Regions from separate parts of the Mus musculus genome. Here region 2 is linked to region 1. The links are chromatin loops, found by intact Hi-C in ENCODE. Cell type or tissue: gastrocnemius. All regions are shown on one strand. Region 1 overlaps Gm33861 (a long non-coding RNA gene). Region 2 overlaps Gm33624 (a long non-coding RNA gene).

What was found. Peaks named below come from ENCODE experiments on the same cell type or tissue, not always from the same donor. Only the 100,000 strongest peaks of a DNase experiment are listed, where the experiment ranks them.
Region 2: a loop joins it to region 1, with 2.4 times the contacts of the local background. A loop is called at or near these places in 4 of 42 quality-filtered maps.

Annotation. Positions count from the first base shown.
Region 1 is chr10:119,065,074-119,067,573 of GRCm38, forward strand. Gm33861 (a long non-coding RNA gene) reads right to left here. Exons shown (of 4, transcript XR_380851.2): 4 at 2,332-2,500. Among named protein-coding and RNA genes, the nearest start is that of Gm33861, 9.9 kb to the right of the region's middle. In gastrocnemius, a CTCF peak has its summit at 1,077 (motif pointing right); DNase peaks (open chromatin) are centred at 541 and 1,108; H3K4me3 peaks cover 964 bases; H3K27ac peaks cover 1,177 bases.
Region 2 is chr10:118,996,077-118,998,576 of GRCm38, forward strand. All of the region lies in intron 1 of Gm33624 (a long non-coding RNA gene), which reads right to left. Among named protein-coding and RNA genes, the nearest start is that of Gm33624, 9.9 kb to the right of the region's middle. In gastrocnemius, no CTCF peak of the experiment used is centred here; no DNase peak of the experiment used is centred here.

The DNA of each region.
Region 1 (2,500 bases):
AGGACCACACCGGACACCCTCTGCCTAGAACCAGAGAGATGCTTCTCGAAGATCAGCCGTGGTTCAGGCCACGCTGATGCGAACCCCTTCAGTGGACAAGAAAGCACGGAGGCTAAGATTGCCACTTTTGCCCCTGCTGCCTCGGAGGAAAACAAGCAATAGTCTCAGCTTGAGAACTCAAAGCGAAGGGACTCTGGGGCCATCGCGGTGTACGGGGGACCAGATCATGGTCTTAGCCCGTGAGTCCCGTGGCCCTGTGACTACTTTAAGTAAATTAAAGCACGCTGCTTTCTTTCTGGAATTCAAGGACAATGGATCCTGCCCATGGCAGACCTTGGCAGACCTCTCAGAACTCCTGGCCACTGGGTTTTTTTGTTTTGTTTTGGGTTTTTTTTTTTTTTTTTGGCTTCTTGCCACGTGTCATTAGTGACCTATTTTCCCTGCTGTGAGCTCAGCCATATCGAAGGCCCCTGAATCAGCAGTTTCTCCTCCACTTTGCTGGCTCCAGGCTGGTGAAACCGACACTAGCGTCACAGAGCATGCCACCTCGTATGCTCTCCCTCCCGTCCTCGGGGGAGGCGGAGAGCACGTGATCCTGATAAAGACGTAGGCTTTGACCTGAGGCTGCCTGGGAGAGCCCAGCTGTCGTGCCTCCTCCAGATAAACCGCTGAACCTGGGATTATTTTAGCTGAATAAGTAATCAGAACTAAAAATAGCCTTAAACTGCCTGGGCTTTGTTTAAACCCTGCCCAGGTGGGAAAGATAAGGTTTTTTGTTTTGTTTTGTTTTTTTAAATATAATCTAATTACAAAAGCATATTTTAAAACACTTTACTCCAAAATGCAAAAACTACTTTTACAACACGCCTATTTGGAATATAGTGCTCAGTTAATCTGGCTCTCTGAAAAAAAGAAAATGCCGTCATTTGAATTGCATACCGAGTTGAGATTACCAGTTGTTAAAAGCAACCAGAAATTGTGCTTAAACCTTCTAGGGATATCTTCAAACATAAATCCACGTGGGAAAATTACCCTTTGCTGCTTTAAAAACCAGCAAAAGCGAGCTTGCTGCCAGGCCTATTAATCTAGAAGCCACGTCCCACTAGAGGGCGCTGTCCTGGTCCGTCCTTCTCAGCCTCAGCGGCTTCCTGCTTTGTCCCTTTGCAGAGTGCTTCTTTTTTTTTTTTTTTTTTTTTTTTTTTTTTTTTTTGTTTTTTTTTGTTTTTTTTTTTTGTTTTTTTTTTTTTTCCATTTTTTATTAGGTATTTAGCTCATTTACATTTCCAATGCTATACCAAAAGTCCCCCTTACCCACCCACCCCCACTCCCCTACCCACCCACTCCCCCCCTTTGGCCCTGGCGTTCCCCTGTACCGGGGCACACAAAGTCTGCGTGTCCAATGGGCCTCTCTTTCCAGTGATGGCCGACTAGGCCATCTTTTGATACATATGCAGCTAGAGTCAAGAGCTCAGGGGTACTGGTTAGTTCATAATGTTGTTCCACCTATAGGGTTGAAGATCCCTTTAGCTCCTTGGGTACTTTCTCTAGCTCCTCCATTGGGAGCCCTGTGATCCATCCATTAGCTGACTGTGAGCATCCACTTCTGTGTTTGCTAGGCCCCGGCATAGTCTCACAAGAGACAGCTACATCTGGGTCCTTTCGATAAAATCTTGCTAGTATATGCAATGGTGTCAGCGTTTGGATGCTGATTATGGGGTGGATCCCTGGCTATGGCAGTCTCTACATGGTCCATCCTTTCATCTCAGCTCCAAACTTTGTTTCTGTAACTCCTTCCATGGGTGTTTTGTTCCCACTTCTAAGGAGGGGCATAGTGTCCACACTTCAGTCTTCATTTTTCTTGAGTTTCATGTGTTTAGGAAATTGTATCTTATATCGTGGGTATCCTAGGTTTTGGGCTAGTATCCACTTATCAGTGAGTACATATTGTGTGAGTTCCTTTGTGATTGTGTTACCTCACTCAGGATGATGCTCTCCAGGTCCATCCATTTGGCTAGGAATTTCATAAATTCATTCTTTTTAATAGCTGAGTAGTACTCCATTGTGTAGATGTACCACATTTTCTGTATCCATTCCTCTGTTGAGGGGCATCTGGGTTCTTTCCAGTTTCTGGCTATTATAAATAAGGCTGCTATGAACATAGTGGAGCATGTGTCCTTCTTACCAGTTGGGGCTTCTTCTGGATATATGCCCAGGAGAGGTATTGCTGGATCCTCCGGTAGTACTATGTCCAATTTTCTGAGGAACCGCCAGACTGATTTCCAGAGTGGTTGTACAAGCCTGCAATCCCACCAACAATGGAGGAGTGTTCCTCTTTCTCCACATCCTCGCCAGCATCTGCTGTCACCTGAATTTTTGATCTTAGCCATTCTCACTGGTGTGAGGCAGGGCTGGGGCGCGTTTCATCGTCACAACAATTCCTTCCTCCCTCTAGAGACACAGCCCCACCCAAGCAGTGCACCTGGCGGCCCCTCTGGGGCTA
Region 2 (2,500 bases), 69 kb before region 1:
GCCCTGACCTCTGAGAAGACAGACTCATGAAACAGAGAGGAAGTAACCAGCCTTGTGGCACTTATAGGATAGAAACTGTTTAATTGAATTACAAGCTCGTTGAGGAATGAGCCAAAACTTGTGGCTGAAGCACTTAGTCATATATAATAAGTCTCAAGAGTCATTATTTCCAGAATGGGGGCAGAGGTGAAAAATCCTGCAATTACAATGCAAGACCCAGGAAGTTCCTAAAATTTACAAGACTCCCAAGAACCCCTACCCCAAGGTTCTATGTGCAGTAGCAATTGCTTGGACGAAGGCAATCTGAGCACTAGGTCTGCTTGCCAGTCATGCATAGGCTTCAGGGATACAGCTTTTATTAGCTGTCACCTAAGCTGGAGTCAACTGTTTGCTGCTGCACCTGACGCTTAGTCATCTATGTTCCCATAGCTAACTCCTCACCTATGCTCCTGTGAGCAACCCCAATAAACTCACTGGTCCATCAAGACAAACTTGGATGCAATCTTTGGCTTGTCATTAGTGCCCTATAGTGACTGGGTGGGTAGAGTGTCTCCCCAGGAGAGTCAAACGAGATGCTTTAAAGTACTACCTCCCTGGGAAGCTAAGAAAGTTCACAACTGACAAGTGTCACCCTCAGTTCACCAGAGAGAAGAGAATTGGAACACTGGTGGGCGAGAGGTAAACGTCCACAGGAGTCAGCTCCTGAGCCCATTTGCACACGGGGAAATTTTAAATGAAATTTAACTTGACTTTTTTTTTTTTTTTAATTTTCTCTCTTTTCTGGAACTGGCCATGATGGGTTCAAATCTCGACTCAGCCGGTAGTTAGCTGAATGATTCGCAGTATGTTATTTGATCCCTCTGTGCCTGGCTTTCCCCAGTGTCAAACGGACATAGTAGAACTATGTTTCTCGGAGGTGCTTGTAAAGGTTAAAGTGCTTCTACCAGTCGCTGGCACATAGCAAGGACAGGTTCTTGTTCAGCCCATGTATTCTAGATCTTAATGTCTTTTCCATTTAAAGGCAGAATTCACGCAACTTCAGTGTTCTTGCAGTCACTTCAGAAGGTGAGAACAGGTCTCTCAGGACTCAGTCCAGTTTCCTGGTCAACTTACATCAGCCATCTCCACCCCTACCTTCCAAACATGCTTCTCCCCACCCATTGCTCCGCCCTTTCCCCCTCACCTTTGCTCCACTGTGTCAGTTAGCTTCTTAACCTCAGCCTGCATCTCCACTAGAGACTTCCTCTGTTGAGGTTTTGTCTTTTACTGTGTATTGTAGTGCTAAGACAAGGGAGCTATGTGACCTTGCCTCCAAGTTATTTTTGATTGGTGAATAAAGGACTCCTATACTTGGGCAGAAGAGACACGGGCAGGGTTTAGGTTTCCTGGGCTTGGGGGGGGGGGGGGTCAAGGAGGAGACACAAACAGAGTAGAAGGTGAAGGAGGAGGAGGAAGATGCTGTGGGTTGGGAGTCAAGAAAATGTGAGCATGAGAGCTGGCCAACTGGAGCTAAGAGCAGCCCAGACGAAATATAATAAGTTATATAAAATAAAATATAATAACTCAGGGTTATCCACAGGAAAGTAGATTCTAGTAGCATACAGAGTAGATGTCTGCCCAGCTCCTCTACTGTTTAAGGCTTACTGTAAATATAAAGGTTGTGTGTGTCTTTTATCCGGAGACTGAGTGATCAAAGAGTAGACACCCCGGGTCAGAGTTAAATAGTTTCTACATCATCCCCCTGGAGTGCTCCCGAGCCGTTTCACCAGTTAGGATGTTTTATACCCTACTTACTAGGGCACTTAGTACTTTATTAGTTCCTTGCATCTCCCAGACTTACCAGATTGCAAAGTCCTTGCAGACAAAGCCATGTTTTAGTCCTTTCGAGAACTCTTGAGTTTCTGAATCCAACAATTTTCATATAGTCAGTCCTAAGTTTATCTTGGAAATTAACGTCTAAATTTCAAGCATTCAAAAGTCAACAGTAAAACAGTTGATTTTTGAGTCAGACAGACTTTAATTCTGGCCCTGTCAATATTTGCCGTGGAGCTCTGGGCAGTAATCCTATCAGCTCCTCGTGTGTTCATCAGGATGGTGGAAATTGCCTATTGCTCCCTTAGAATGCTGTCCTAGTACTGAAAGAGGCAATGCATAGCAGTCCTGAAAATGACCTAGGATTCCATAAGACTGCTGTCCATAGGTGAGGCTGTTGTCTTGTTACCTTCTTCATTCTTTTAACACACCTGGAGTTCTTAAAGAAGTATTTATTTATTTATTTATTTATTTATTTATTTATTATATGTACGTACTCTGTAGCTGTCTTCAGACACCCCAGAAGAGGGAGTCAGATCTTGTTCGGGGTTGTTGTGAGCCATCATGTGGTTGCTGGGATTTGAACTCAGGATCTTTGGAAGAGCAGCCAGTGCTCTTAACCACTGAGCCATCTTTCCAGCCCCTCATCTAGAGTTCTTTAGTTACAGTGAAATATCATCCCAGCTGC